2 separate regions of the Mus musculus genome follow, and region 1 is linked to region 2. The links are chromatin loops, found by intact Hi-C in ENCODE. Cell type or tissue: heart. All regions are shown on one strand.

What was found. Peaks named below come from ENCODE experiments on the same cell type or tissue, not always from the same donor. Only the 100,000 strongest peaks of a DNase experiment are listed, where the experiment ranks them.
Region 1: a loop joins it to region 2, with 2.8 times the contacts of the local background. A loop is called at or near these places in 9 of 42 quality-filtered maps.

The regions. Positions count from the first base shown.
Region 1 is chr11:8,440,001-8,448,000 of GRCm38, reverse strand. It overlaps Tns3 (tensin 3), which reads left to right. Exons shown (of 31, transcript NM_001083587.1): 25 at 2,260-2,355; 26 at 2,978-3,055; 27 at 3,989-4,066. Among named protein-coding and RNA genes, the nearest start is that of Tns3, 220 kb to the left of the region's middle. In heart, no CTCF peak of the experiment used is centred here; DNase peaks (open chromatin) are centred at 1,800 and 4,150; H3K27ac peaks cover 358 bases.
Region 2 is chr11:8,519,869-8,527,868 of GRCm38, reverse strand. The region is part of intron 13 of Tns3 (tensin 3); the gene reads left to right. Among named protein-coding and RNA genes, the nearest start is that of Tns3, 140 kb to the left of the region's middle. In heart, a CTCF peak has its summit at 3,845 (motif pointing right); a DNase peak (open chromatin) is centred at 4,048; H3K27ac peaks cover 2,216 bases.

The DNA.
Region 1 (8,000 bases), 80 kb after region 2:
GCCATCCTAACTCTTGTGTGAAATCTGTCTGAAAGCTTCCTGGAGCAAACATGGTACACGGTGTACTGAGGTTGTAAGATGTGGTTGCAAGTGGGCCAGCCTCAGGCACAGGTGGCTGACCTGCTTCAGGAATGTGCTTGCCTTGCAAGGCTAGGAAGTGTGGTTGGGAGGCACCTGGGACTCAGGCAGAGCACAGCTCCCAAACCTGGGGGTGCTGACAGGGCTTCTGTGAGGGAGTGGGAGAGTAAGTGACATCACATAGAACGTCTAGGATTCCCGCCTAAGAAGCTCAACAGAACCTTACTGCGGGGACGTATGGCCTTTATCATGAAGCACTCACTCAGACCTGGCTGCTGAGGACTACCAGGTCTGACTTAGGAACATCAGTTAGTGACATATCAGGAAAAGACTTCTAATGTCTGGGAATGTATCCTTCCTTGGGCAGCCTTCAGACTAAGTCTGAGAATAAACGAACAAAATAGAGGCTATGTGAATAGCAGATGTCAGAAAACCCAGCATGGTGGTCTCCACTGGCTGAAATACAGTCTCGACTCTGTGTGTATACCTAGGCCTGGGTTTGACATTTGTATTTCCCAGTCCAACGATAGATTTGAGCGAAGAGTTTACCAAATGAGTGAAGAGCCAGTTAGTCACTGAGCCACCTCCAGTCAATTTGAGATGAGACAGCTGTGGTCATTCTAGACTCTGTGTTCCAAAACACCCTTGGCAGCAGGATCTTCACGGGGCCATTTTCCACAAGTAGAATCCAGACCTTCAGTGGGTTTTCTCATTAGGCTGGAAGCCCCACACCTTCTCTTCCCACAGAGGAAGTGTCATATTTTGTTCCCTCTGTTTTATGTGTCAGACTTTCATGGAATCCCTGCAGGTTTGACTGCCCCTAGGAAATGCTAACATGTACTGCCGCTAATGTGTGGTGTTGATCAGCATCATTGGAGCCTAATGCAGCTCAGGATCTCTCATCATAAATGGCCCCAAACAGATATGGCGACGGTTTCTGATTATTTTCAGATTTCAAAATATTTGTACACTAATAATGAGGTATCTTGGGAATGAGGCTTAAGTCTTTTTTAAAAATTATTTCTTTATTATTTTATTTGTGTGATATTTTTCCTTGTATATCTGACTGCATAAATTTGTACATGTCTAGTATGCATGGAGGCCTGAAGAGGGTGTCAGATACCCTGAAAATGGAGTTACAGACAGTTGTGAGCTGTCATGTGGCTGCTGGGAATACAACCTGGGAGACCCAAGTCCTAAGATTAAATTCATTTACATCTCCTATAGAATTCATATACATTCCATATATTTTGAAAGTAATGTTATGCAATATTTTCCATTATTTCGTTCATGAAACAAAGTTTCGTGGTGTGGAATCTTCCATTTATGGCCTCATACTGGGGCTCAAAATTTGCCAGGTTTTATTCAGCTTATACAGACTAGAGTCTGGCAACCTCTCCCGAATCGCAAATTTAGTAGGTCTTGCTTTATATCAATTATACTGAGAGGCTAGGTCTCAGAGTGCTAAAGACAGCAATTAAGGAGAGAGATGCAGTACACAGGGTGTCTACTGACTTTAGCAGCTTGGGGCAGTGACTTCTTTTCTCCTGGTTCAGTTTGTACTTTTCCATTCAGTTGCTTCTTCTCTTTCGGTTCAGCAGCTGGCTTGAACACAAGTGTCCTGTTTACTAGCAGTTTGGTAGAATGCTGCCCCTACATAGCAGACTGCTTGTTGCTGCAGGCGTTTCTGTACCCAGCTGGCGGTTCCACCTCACCCAGAGGGCTGGCATCCTTCCAGCTCTGTACTGAAGTCTTTTCTGCCGGAGCCTCGGTGGCCTTTCCTCTCTTGGAGGAATGCAGCTGGTGCTCCAAGGCCAGGGTCTTTCTAAGCTGCCAGTTCATCCCGTCTCTGGGAGTTTCTGGAGTTCCGCCTGAGGGTGTCTGTCTCTCAGGGACTCTTAAGTCTTACTATCCACCTGCCTTGTGGCCCCGCCCACTGACCATCCCAGGAGTGGTTCTGGGAGTGGCCCAGTAGTGCAGTGGTTTAATCCTAGTTAGAGGGAGCCTTCTTAAGTGTAGCCCTTAGATTTGATATCTGCAGGAGGCAGATATAAAAGCTTGTCTGTCTGTCTGTCTGTCTGTCTTCTATATAGTTCTCTCTCTTTTTTCTCTACCCTCGATCCCTACTTTGATTCTCTTACATTTTAAATTTAAAACAATAAATTTTTATTCTTCCCGCAGCTGGAGATTTGTCCAATGAACTTGTCCGGCATTTCCTGATTGAGTGTACCCCAAAGGGAGTGCGGTTGAAAGGGTGCTCAAATGAACCATATTTTGGTGAGTTACTTGAGAAGCTCTTTTGAATTTCTAGAGCATAGATTCCCTCCTTCAGGTGGCTTGAGATTCGAGGGACTCTGTACCACAATGGGTTTCTCTCCTTTCAGCCCCAGGGTGTCAGGCTGCCACGTGAGGTCTTTAAGATAAGCTGAAGGGGCAGTTGTTCTTTAGAAGCCTTGTCAAAAACCAAATAAACGGAAGGGATCCTCCGAGAGCTAGAATAAGACAAGGTGAAGGTCAGCAGCTGGGTCCCAGCAGGGTTGGAGCGCAGTGTGTCCCCATGCCTCAGGCACAAGGAGGAGGAGCACAGTGCTGCCACCAGAGCTCCCCCTTCTTTGTGAATTGAGAGCCTTCTGGATAGACCGGGGCAGCCTTGTTTCCTACTCGTAAGAAGCGCCCCGGCACTTCGCACTTATAAAGGCCATATGCTTGGCATACACTACAGGTCCCTCCATCACCCTCTTCATTGGCTTGGGCCTTGTCATTCTTGGAGCTTTGAGTCACATCCCACAGTGGTATAAAGGCATGCGTTTTTGGAATTTTGGTCTCAACTGATTCTTTGGTTAAGCACAGAGCAAGTGAAGAGATTGGTGACATTCATTTACTCTTATCCACTTTATAGGGAGCCTGACGGCTTTGGTGTGCCAGCATTCCATTACGCCCTTGGCTTTACCCTGCAAGCTGCTCATTCCGGAGAGAGGTATGTGGAGGAGTTCTCAGTGCTATCTGGCTGCGTGTACGATCTTCTGTACCGCTGATAGCATGCTGTACCCAGGACCCACCTTACAAAATAAACTAAGGTTCTTTTTTTATGACATATACTCTTAAACCCCAAAGAAAACTAGTGGCCACCTGAATTGAGAAAGAAGAATGCCCTGCTGCTGATAATAGCTTTCAGACATTGCCCATCGTGGCCTGTATGGAAGGTGTCCAGAAAACAAAGACTGCTCAGCTTAAAGATGTAAAACACTTGGGGTCTGGAGAGATGGTTCAGTGGTTAAAAGCACTGACTGCTTTCCCAGAGGTCCTGAGTTCAATTCCCAGCACTTACATTAGGCAGCTTACGACCATGTAAAACTGTAGTTGTAGAAGATCTAGTCTCCTTGGGCACCAGACATGTAAAACGTGTACATACATAAGTAGTTATTTTATATACAAACATGTGTGTGTATGAAAAAATATATTTTCTCAGACTAATTTTAAGGTCACTTGCATTATAGATTCACAGTCCTACAAAATGAGAATGATGTTGCTATGGTTAAATTTAGGTCATGAATGAACAAGTCTCTCTACTTTTATATTTGTTAGAAAATACCCACAATAATTTTTTTAAAAATTAATATCCAGGGTGTATAGGGGCCTTACTGTGTGTCCCAGCTTTCCTGTAGGTAAATGTTATTTTATTTATCTTTTAAATTTTGATCACTTATGTAAATGAATTCAGAGACTTGGAACATGTTTTAGGGGCATACCACCTCCATCTGTGTTCAGAATGGGTTACAGTCTCTGTGGGCTGCATGATTGCCTCGCAAGAGAAAGCTCTGTCACCGTCTGGGAATTCTGTCATCAGATTTTCTTTGCCATGTGGACTACTGTGTCAGGAGCTCATGTCTCGTCTCACTCCTTCCTGCAGATCCACTGGAGGAAATAGCAGAAAACTCTCCCCAGACAGCAGCCAACTCTGCAGCCGAGCTGCTGAAGCAGGGAGCAGGTCAGTGGCCGCAGCTTTGGTTTTGTATCTCTGCATCTCCGAGTCACTGGGCGGAACCGAACTCCATGATAGAACTTCCCTTTGGACAGTCATTTCCTGCTTTTCTGGGGACTGTGAAGGAAGTTTCCTTTTATAGCTGCTTGGCACAGCTGGGTGGGGTGCAGCTGTGAGGAGGCATGGCCAGGGCATCAGAGGCTCGGACTCAAACAAGACCAGATTCAGTGGAATAAATAAATGTTAAGGCCCATATTTAGTGTGGGGGGAGGGGTGCGGGAAGGCAGGATGTGGTGACCTGCCTCGCCAGCTGAAAATGTAGAACTGTTCTGGAGCTGTGACTCAACAGTCCCTCAGCCTGAGTCAACTGCTGGACCCACTCTGCCATCTGTGCTGAGACACACCACACTGGGAGACCAGGCCACTTGGGTGAAATCTTTGTAAATAGATTGTACTTCCTAAATCCACTATGGGAAAGTATAGAAGGCAGAGAGATTCCATGTCAATGCTGGCTCTCCATTCACAGTATCCCACACCATAGTGTTACAGCTGATGAGTTGTCTAGTATCTTTGCATTATTAAGTGAAGTCTGTAGTGTATGTAGAGCTCACTCTTTTTATTTAAAAATTATAATGGCTTGAACATTTACATCATCTCTCCCCCACTCCCCCCCCACCCCCACTCCCCACTCCCTGTCATATTCACAGCCCGAATTCTGTATTATACATGCGCATACACACGAGTCTACTGAGTCCATTTAGTGTTTAGCTCATATGTACGTGTGTTTAGGGCTGACCATGTGGGGTTTAATAACTTATCAGGGCACTCACCCATGAAGAAAACTGAGTCTCTCTCTGTCAGCAGCCACTGGTTGCCTCTAGTGCTAAATTTTACAAGGCTCCGCCCAGAAATACAGTGTTCTCTCTCGGTGGCAATGGGCTTGAGAAATATTGGCATTCATTCATGAGTATAATGTCACATGAAGTATTTTCTTCATCTTAAAACTTACCTCTGATCTCCTTACTCACTCCTCCCTCATAGTCAAGATACTCACTGTCACTGATCTTTTTATGGTCGCCATACTGTCAGTTTTCCCAGAATGCTTTATGCTGTAAACACAAGCTATGTAGCATTTCAGGTTGGTTTCTTTCTCTCGGTATAGCCATTCAGCTTCTTCTATGGCTTTCCAGAGATCGGTCGCTTCCTTCCTTGTGTATAGTGCAGGAGATTATATGTGTGTTTGTACAGATCTGTATGCATATACATATGGGTCCCTGAACATGTGTGTGCACATGTGTTCAGAGGCAGAAGTCCATGTTGTATATTTCCTCAAATTTCCCTACACATTATTTTTTATAGCCGTCATTCACCGTACCTGTAGCTCATTGATGTGGCTAGGCTGGCTGGCCAGTGAGCTCTGAGGATCCACTTGCTCTGCCTTCCCAGTCCTGCGATGGTAGCAGTACATCACTGCATTCCACTTGCTGGGGACCTGAACTCTAATCCTCAGGGTCATAGCTTTCACTACAAACCTTTTGCCAACCGAAATATCTCCCCAGCCCTTGGTGAAGCAAAGCTTATTTATGCACACAGCCACTGAAGAATATCTGGGTTGCTTCTAAGTTTTGGCAAGTATGTATAAAGCTTCTAAAAATATCCAAACGCAAGTTTTCAGTTAATACATGTTTCCAACTCCTTTGATTAAATACGAAGGAGCCTGATAGTTAGGTCAGGTGGCACGACTAGTTAGCTTTGAATGAAACCACAGAACTTTTTTGCAAAGTGGCTGTACCATTTTGTATTCCCACCAGCAATGGAGAAGCATCCCCTTGCTCCACATCCTTACTTACATACCTCAGGTGGTGTCACCCTGAAGGATGTTCTCATTCTAACTGATGGATACTGTGTGCCATCTTACTGTTACCTCCCTTGTGACGTACTCTCCAGATAGAATGTCATGGTAAAGAAATATTCTTAATTCCTCTGGATAGTTTCTATTGTTCTAATGTAGGTCTGCTCCGTAAATCTAAGCACATCAATGTGACCATTATAAAATGAAAGAAGACACCCTCATTTATCGTGTGGATGTTCTAGGTTCCAAAAAGATGAGTTTGCCATAGCCACAACAGAGGTCACAGGGACTTGCCCCAGGCTAGAAGTATGTCCCTGTGATATTCTTGTCTTCCAGCCTGGCAGCCATACATCCATCCACATCTGATGTATGTGTAGCTAGACAGACCTCGGGTTTATGTTGTTCAATATGCACAGTGGTCTCCCTCTCAAGAGAGGTAGAGAACAAACGAAGAGACTCTGAGAAAGGCCTTGGGAACAGTTTTCCTGAGCGGAGACCACAGCCTTTCCCTGCATGGCCCACCCTTCAGTTTCTCTTCTGATCTCTTGTGAGCCTGAGCAGACTGTCCCTGGGAGACAGTGAGTTCCACAAAAGAGAGAAACTCAGAGCCCCCAACTTTGTTTTAGATATTCATTCCCTGGTGTCTTCCTAGGTTGACACCCCCTGTTAAACCATCAGTGTGGCCCTGGGCTGATTCGATTGTTTGGTTCTACCTCTTAAAAATGTACTTGAAAAAATTTAAAAACCTGTAATAATGATTGATTTTTAAACCACAACTATGTATCAACGAGAAAGAAAGAAAGAAAGAAAGAAAGAAAGAAAGAAAGAAAGAAAGAAAGAAAGAAAGAAAAGAAAGAAAGAAAGGAAGGAAGGAAGGAAGGAAGGAAGAAAGGAAGGGGGAAGAGAGAGAGAGAGACAGAAAGAAAGAAAGAAAGAAAGAAAGAAAGAAAGAAAGAAAGAAAGAAAGAAAGAAAGAAAGAAAGAAAGAAAGAAAGGGGGGAGGGAGAGAGAGAGAGAGAGAGAGAGAGAGAGAGAGAGAGAGAGAGAGAGAGAAAGCAAGCCATGAAGAAATAGGACCATGGTGACATGCCTGTCTCCATGTGGATTTTACTTGTGGGGCCCAGTGGTCTCATTCCACTCCATGGATGGAGCTGGCTGTTGGTCAGAGCCAATGGGCATTTTGCCTATACCACCATCTGCATCTGTGTTAGCAACAAAGCTCTGTTTCTTAGTCCCACACGACTGGTGCCATAACCAATGTGCCTCTGCCGTCATCTCTTGGGTTTAATATCTCTCATCATAAGCAATTTTTTTATAGTTCTCAATTCCTTAACTAGCATTCTTCCAGTAAATGTTACACTCAATCATTGTCCATGTTTCTTATCCATTTCAACACAGTATTTTTAATATGATGTTCTATTGATTTTTTGAGAAGCTCATATATTTTGATCATATCTACCCCAACTCCTCCCAGATCCTCTTTCCATAAGTCCTCATCCACCTCATGTTCTCTCTTTTTTGTTTAATAACTTACTGAGTCCAGTGGTTCTGCCTCTGTATGGATGGCTGTGGGGACATCCACTGAAGCATTGTCAGACCATGAACGGCACCTCCTAAAGAAAACTGGGTCTCATTTTCTTTACCAGAAATCAGCTGTAGCTGAGCTAGGCTAGGGCTCGGGGCTTGGGTGGCGCTTCCAACTATGTTGGAATGTTGAATGGCTCGATCTTCTGTTGCTGTGAGTTCATGAGCGCAGTAGTCATGCTGTATCAAGACATTGTTTTGACCCAGTTCTGACCCCTGGCTCTTACAGTCCATTCACCCCCTCTTCCATAATGTTCCCTGAATCTTCTGTGGAGGGTTATATTATAGATATTCTGTGTATGGCTACAGCTTACCACTTTAAAATACATTGTCCCACCTTTTAAAATAACATTTTTTTTTAATGGGTGGGTTTTCCTACTGGTAAAACTTCATGTCAAGCTTTAAAGTCTGTTTTAATTATCTGTCTTAGGCATTGAGCTATGAGCCTTGATTTAAGGCTGCTTTCAGATTCTTTTCTTTAATCCATAACACACCAGGAGTGTG
Region 2 (8,000 bases):
AGGCTTTTGAAGACCACATATCTATTTACAGCATATCTAACAGACATTGCTTGTCTCCAGGTACCTACTGCATGTTTAACGGAGGATTATATTTCTATAATAAATCTAGACTAGTATCTAACATGACCATGAGCTTGATTGACTGACTCTTAACTTGCATTACTTAATTATTTTAAATAGTTTGTAATTAAAAGGACCAGGACTAAACCTTGTATTTTTAAATGAGTTGCATAGGCATAATACCTATGTAAGAGCTGAAATTTACATATATTGTAACAAAATTAACATTAAATTTTGAATCAATATTCAAAGATTCATGCTAATAAAAACCTTAAATCTATATTAATATGAAGCATTTGTACCAATGGAACAGAACTAACCTCATTTGAGGATACCAAATAGCTCTACCTTGAAGAGTAGAGGAGGCATTGAGTAGTCAGGGAGGAACCAGTGCCGTGGTTCCAGCTAGGGCATTTCTGCATTGTGCTTCTCCCTGTCTTTATATAGCACATAGAACTCACGAAGTCCTGTGCGAAAGGGAGGGATCAAGGCAGGGACAGCAGCAGCCCCTGGGAGCCCAAGGCACCTTGGAGAGCACTGCTGCCTTGGAACCAGAAGCAACCTAATGTGAAGTGTTTTTAGAAGCAGAAAGTGACTAGCAGTGGGTGTTTGGGTGATCCCAAGAGCCAGGGAGCCTGTCCTGGGTGTCCTGCACAACCAGTCATGGAGGCCAGGAGCCAGCCTCTGCTGAGAGCTGACGTGAGGGAGCTCCTGGGACCAACAGACCAGGGCCACGGCACGTCGGGATGTCTTTAGAAGTATGTTGTCGTTGAGCGTAAGCATAAGGCTTGTGTTGAGTTTGTATCAAGAAGAAGGGCTGTGCTGGTTGGAGGAGTTGTGAGCAAAGGCCCCGCCCCTTTCTTCTTGCTTGTTCCCCTGTCTGGCCTCACTTGTTTAGGCTACTGCTATAGAGCACTGTTGCACTGGGGTACTTAAATGGTGTTCACGTGTGTTTACATGGATGCACACAGATGCTTACATGGATGCTCACTTATATAGTTCTGCAGATTGGAAGTCCAGTGTCCAGGGCTGGTAGGCTCCATATCTAGTGGGGACTTGGTTTCTTATGTATAATAGCACCACGTCCCTGTGTACTCTCCTACAGGAAAAGGGTCTGGAGTCTCTATAGGGGCTAATGGAATTCAGAAGGCTTAGCCTCCTGACTTCATTGTGCCTGAGAGCTCCCATATTCTCCTACTGTCTCCATGGAGTTTAGGGGCTACAGACGTAACCCATAATACAGGTTGGTATATCCCCAAATGCTCTGGCTGCTGCCTGCCTGGCATCTGTTCTCTCAGGGGCTTCTCTGCTTACTTTCTAGAATCTTCTCTTTGCCTCTGACTAGGCCCTCAAGCCTCCTGGTCCTCTTCCTGTCTAATTCAGGTTTAGAAAAGAGAAACTTGAGCATAGACCCTCCTCCACTGCCCAGCTCAGTGGTGGTAGCCTCTCCACCCATAATAGCTGTGGTGCCATATCTGTGTGCTTGCCTCTTTGACTTGCTAAGACCCTTTGGAGCAGAGCCTTCCCTAGACGCCTGGCAGCTGCCTTTGATCTGGTGTTGGAGCCCTCGCCCTCCTGCCCCAGGCTGCTTCTCTCCCCTTCCTTGTTTGTGCAGCTCCAGAGAAGCTGCAGTTAGATCTTTGTAAGAACTGGGGATGGCTTTCCCAAGGATTTGTGGGCCTGGTGTGATATGGAACAGCGTCTTAGTTGTGCTCTTATGGAAACAGAAGCCAGCTATGCTGGAAAACTATGGTGCACAATGTGTGAGATTCAGGCTTGAGGGCTCTGGAGGTGAACTTCATGCCACAGGCCAGCTAGCTCCTCTTGGGTGACTCATTTCCATTAGCCGTGCTGGCACAGAGGAGATTATAGATCCACAAGAGATACTTGGTTTCGATAAGCCGATTTCCTTCCTGTACCCGTTTCCATTCCTCACATGGAATATTTTTAGGATTGCATACTGATTTGATTTACACTTCCTGTGTTTATAATTCTTTTTTGTATGCTCTGCACTTTTTTTTCTTCAGCGTTATCAGATAGGCTGTGGGAGACGTGGAAGCTGACAAGGGTATTTTTCCATCACAGTGTAATTTTTCCTTGCACAGTTCATAGAAGTGACTGCTATGAGGCTGACCTGCTGCCTGTCAGAAATCTGACAGCACTTTTAGTCCATTGTAATCCGACAGAATGGCCACGATCAAAGGACACTCACCCCAGACTGGGTGGCTTGTGAAAGAATTTCTGTTCTCTTGTTCTTGTGGGGCTTGAAGTCTGTATAAGGACAGGGTAATTAGCAGGGCTGGTCTTTCCTGACCTATGTCATAGGTAGGTGGTCTTACCAGAATCATTTCCCTAAGCTCTAACCTCTCTCCCCCCCCCCCCCCCCCGCCCCCTGGCTTTTTCGAGACAGGGTTTCTCTGTATAGCCCTGGCTGTCCTGGAACTCACTTTGTAGACCAGGCTGGCCTCAAACTCAGAAATCCGCCTGCCTCTGCCTCCCAAGTGCTGGGATTAAAGGCGTGTTCCACCACTGCCCAGCCCCAACCTCTTTTTACAAGGATGCCAGCTATAGTTCACCCAAGCCAACCCTGACGGCCTTATTTAAATGCCCTTCATAAAAGTGTCATCTCAAGTAGAGTCACATTCTGTGGTCCTAGAGCTTTTTGATTTGTGGGTATAAAAAGGCATCGGCTAGCCCGCAGTGAGTGTATTCTAGAATGTGTGGTATGATTGACAGTTGGCTGTTGGTGACTGGACACCTTTGCTGGGGTTTCTCACTGGCCATCACTGGTGTTCATGTTCCTAAAGTGGCTGGCATAGGAAGTTAGTAGAGACAAGCTCAGGGCCTGCTCTCGGAGCTTAGACTCACGTGCTCGATTAGCTGAATGGGCAGGCAGGGAGCTAACTGAGTTGACAGACTGGTGTGTGCACAAAGATGAGCTGAAGTCTTGTTATAATAGAATAGACCCTTTTCCCTAGTTAGGTGCAAACGGCAATGGCTTAGCTTTCGACTGTGCTCAGCCCAGAGGGTGCAAGATCAGGAGTCCCAGTCAACTCTCAGATCCTAGTCTGTGGAGCCCGCCTTGTGCCACAGCTCAGAAGCCCCACGCTGCTGGTCCCACTTCGAGAGTTTAGGAAAGAGAAGATGCTGGAACATGCTCTATGCTGGCAGTGCTCCCACGACAGTGAGTGAGCCGAGCTATCACCGATCCTGTGTCCTGGGCTTTGGCAACTCTGGATTTACCCCACATTTCTCCTCTACAACCTTGCCTAGCTCAAAGGAACCTGCGGGCCTCCTTTGCTTCTGCCTGTAACCACCTGGCATGTTGTGCTGTGTGTGCAGTGTACAAGCCCGAAGGCTGCAGGTAGGGAAATGTGTTAGGCTCAGGTATGCTGGTGGTTACATTTCTCACAAGAGATCTGGCAGCCACTGTGACTTGGAAAGGACCCTGCAAGGGACAGAAAATGTGTCTAGATTTACCTCCCAGTGTCTGCCCTGTCACTGGTCCTCTGTGTGAGGAAGCTGCCCTTGGGGTGTAATGGTGGAATGCTGCTTCCAGACCATCTTACTGCTTCTAAAGAGGCACTTTGTCCCCTTAAGCCAATCAGAATCCTCCTTCATTTCAGTGACTGTTACCTTGTGTGCAGACCTGCTGCTCTTTTTCTGCACTGAGACAGGTAGCAGAGATAAAAAGGAGCAGGTTCCGAAGAGGGAATGGCCTAGTAAGTGCCTGGGAAACTCCTGAGAAACAGAGCTCTCTATTATATCTTTTGGCTGGTGACCAGCAGGTGGCGCTGTGACTGGAGACAGCAAAACTGACATTGATATATCTGCCTCTGACCTTTCTTAGTGGACTGCTCCTGTCTTTACAAAGCGCTTTTCACAGAAGGTCAGATTTTGTGATCCTGCTTCAGAGTCCGCTGTGGTCAGGTGCAAGGCCCTTCCCCGGGGAGGTTCCCTGCAGCTTATATAACCTGCTCAGGAATTCACGCTGCTGCAGGCCCGCCAGGAACCTGGCAGAGAGCCTGGGGCTTGAGCCAGCTTGCCCCCTCCCCGTCTCAGCACTTGGTCCAGAGCTTGTAAACATCTTTCCATCTGGCATGCTCCATCTTGCTGCCCTGCCTGGGCAAACCACAGCCACTTGTACTTTGTCTTTATGGTTGCTGGCTTTGTGACCAGTGACTGGGCTTGTGAGTACAGGTGAAACCGCCTTAAGAAGTTGCACAAATAGCACTGGTGTTTGTTGTTTCTAACAGTGGGCACTTGTGTGTGACCAGTGAAAGGTAGGATTGTGTCCCCAAGCTGCCCCAGCATAGGCCCTGGGAATGGATCTCTGTTGTATCTGTGACTGTAATCTTTTGTGATTTTCTGTTTGTTTGTTTGTTTGTTTTTTCTTTGTTATGCTGTGGACTGAGAACTAGGTCAGGTCTTCATCCATGCTGTCATCCGGCACTGTACCTCAGTTGTGTTTTTGTTGCGACCCATATCTGCTCACCCTTTCCTTGCTTTTTGTTCGTGACTTGACAGTGTTAGGACCCCGGAATCACACTCAGCTGGCATGGAGATCATGGCATTATCCGGGATGGACCAAAGTGGGACTTCCATTTCTCTTGGGGATGTTCGAGTGCTCTGTTCTTAGAGAATGTAAGAGGAACTCTGGGTCTCCCTTGTCTGTGCCTAGCACATCAGGAGGAGAGTGGACACTGACTGTCCTTAAGAGCTGACTCACCCAGCTCAGGCACTGTTCTTCCCCAGCCTTCCAAGGGCTGGGACTGCAGCGTGCGCTACACCCTTGGCTTAGGTGCCTGCCTTTACTTAGCTTAAAGACTCAGCTTTTTACCTGGTCCCAGGCTCCATCATCCTAGCATCCAGTTGAAGGTGTAGAGATATCTTTGTGCAAATGTAAGGAAATAAGGTTAGGGCAAGGTTTCCAGACTGTTTACCCAGAGCACAAGTAAAGAAGACCACTCAGACCCTTCCATGGCCCTCGCCACTATCAGCGGGTTTGAGCACCACGATTCCCTTCCTAGAAGCTCACGCTTTTACGTTGATTATTAAATAGTATAACTTGTCCGGTTGTTTACCAGCATGTAGGCATGATTATAGGGCTTGCATGGATACGGACATCTGAAGATGTTCAGCTACCTTATGAAACAGTTAACTGCTTGCATACAACATATGAACATTTCCTACATACTTCAAATAATCTCTAGCTTGCTCATCACACCTGCTAATACAATATAAGCGCCATGTAAATAGTACTCCACAGTGTTTAGGGAATGGCTATGAGAAGAAAGTCTCCATGTGTTCTGAAGTTGATGGAATCTGCAGGTGTGCAGTCTACTGATACGGACAGGCTAGAGTAGATATAATCATGGAGATGTCACAGACAGGTAGATTTGTAAGGCCTCTTAGTACTTAGTAGCTATATATATATATATATATATATATATGCTGTCAAGTAAAGCTGCTGTCCACCTTACAGCGAAGAACGAAAGGTTCCAAGAGGATGAATGCCTCTGGGTAGCGAGTGCTTCTGGTGAGTTGGGGGTCAGTGCAGACGCTCCTTAGGTGGGCTCTATGACAGTCGTCATTCAACACAGTGCTTACCACAAAACTGTGACCATCACATTGACTTGTTTCAAATGACAGTATTCCAGAATCTGACAGCAGAGGATCAGGGTATTTTTAGATACATTCAGTAGAGACGCAAGAAAGTAAGTACATGTTACAGCCAGAGAACCAGAGTGGTTTCAGATTGCCCAGCGATCTTCATGAAATGCTTTCTATCTTTACGAAAGGCCTCTGGGGCCCCTTGTTAAGGCTGTGAGGTCCTTTCTACTCAGCAAGCACAACAGTTCTGATCTTTGACCACTGTGGCTACAAAGATTAAAATTGATACTGATACTCAGTGGTTCATTATTGGACCTTCATGTAGGTGACAGAGGTCACCAGATCAGGGTCTTAGCTAAAAGGACTCTTCTCAAAGTCTGACCTGTTGTATTAATAAGCCTGTTAGGGAGTCCTGAGAGAGGGTAGTGTGGTGTGATTTGTGTGTGTGTGTGTGTGTGTGTGTGTGTGTGTGTGTATGTGTGTTTAACATTGTCAGAATACCCACAGGAGAGGTCACAGAAAAACAGCACAGCATTGCTCAGCAACAGATCATTCTTGTTGACAATCCTAAGAGTGTTTGAGACCTTGTGATATGACAGATAAAGAATTTGCAAGCAGGAGATCACACCAGGCCCAAGGTAGCTGGGAGCTGCCCAACCTGTGGATACCCATCCTTTTCCTCCCACGCCTGGGTTGGACAGAGTTGGGATGCCTGGGTTGTGAGTCAAAAGTGTTTGTGTGTAGCTGAGGGACAGCCAGAGTAGGTGTACTCGGAGTACGTAGCCCCGGGAAGGATCTGGGGAAGAGGACAGGAGAAGAATACTAGTAACTTGAGTGGGTGGAAGGCGAGTCGAGACCATTGAGAACAGAAGAGACTGCGGCTGTGTTACATACCCCTGTGCCTGTGCCTAGGATCTCCCGATGCCCTGTATTCACCTAGTCAGGTCCACAGGCCACTCCCTCCTGGCCGTCCTTCCTCACTGTCATGCATGTGCTTGAGTGGACCCAGCTAGATCTATGTCCCCAGCTTGCCCTAATTTCCTGAGACCTTGCTCTTCAAATATTTATTCTCTTAAGTGTGTATACAATTTGGGAGCAAGTCTGGATTGAAAGGGACTTCACTTTTCCCTCTCTTCTCCCCACCCTGACCCTTGTAACTTCTCCAAGGCAGCCAGAGGAGAACAGGACAGGATCAGCTGACACAGGGCCTTAGTGGAGGGCAGTGTGGCATCAGTCTTGGCTGAGAGGACTAAACCTTTGAAGGGTAGTTGGTGTGAGGCATGAAGGCTCAGAAGAACATTTCGGAAGGATTCTTTAATTCCAAGGACCATTTTGGATTTGAAGGATTCCACACCAGAGACCTGGGCCAGCCTGCCGTTTGTTGTTGGGAAGCCAGCATGGCTCTTGGGTCTTCTTCATTCTTGATTGTGGATAGACAACTGCAAATTTTCTGTGCCAGGACCACTAGAGATGGGATCTGTGTCTTCATCCTCGCAGAGGATGCTTGGGAGAAGCCTTTGCTTGTTTGTCAGCAGGAGCATCCCTTGCAGGCTGTTTCCTGGTAGATAGCACAATGTCAACAAGTTTTGGGTCTGCCCAAGGGCTGTGGTGCCCACCCAGCCTTCCTGCCTCGGCTTCTTGGCCTTTGATTTTCTGGAGTTTCCGTGGGATAGTTTCTCTGGTGAGAGGATGATTGAGTTGTCCCCTGGACATGTTCTTGCCTGGTTGGTGGGTACTGAGGTTTGATACCCTGCTTCTTGTTTGCATTTGTGAAGTATGATGTTTTCAAGCCATCCTTTACCAGGAAGAGTGCCTAGCGCAGTTTCCGGTGACATGGTAAGCCACTGTGGGCACTGTATAGTCTCAATGCTGAGTTCAACTCAGTCTGCCTTGGACCCCTGGAGACTCTGGCAAGGCACTGCTGGCTTATGGCTCTTCCTCTGCCAACTGAGTGAGGTCCTTTTCATAGCACGTCTTCTCCCCACTGGTGTGGAGAAGCCTTTGTTAGCAATATAAGACAGGGCACACCAGGCACTCACTCTGGCCATGGTCCTACAGTTGCTGTATCCTGCTTGTCAACATAGCCATGCAGGGTTCTAATGTGATTCTAATACTTCCTCTAAAATATCACCTCTAGGACCTTGGACACCTGGGAAAGGGACCAGCATCTCTTGTCTCTCTGTCTGGGCCTCTGTGAACCCCCTCCTCCATTTCCCTACCCCCTCACATTCTAGGCTATACTCAGCAAGCAGGATGACAGCAATAACCAGCGTCTCCATGGTGTGAGAGCCAAGAGGTGTTAAGTGGCAACATGGAGATTTGAGATG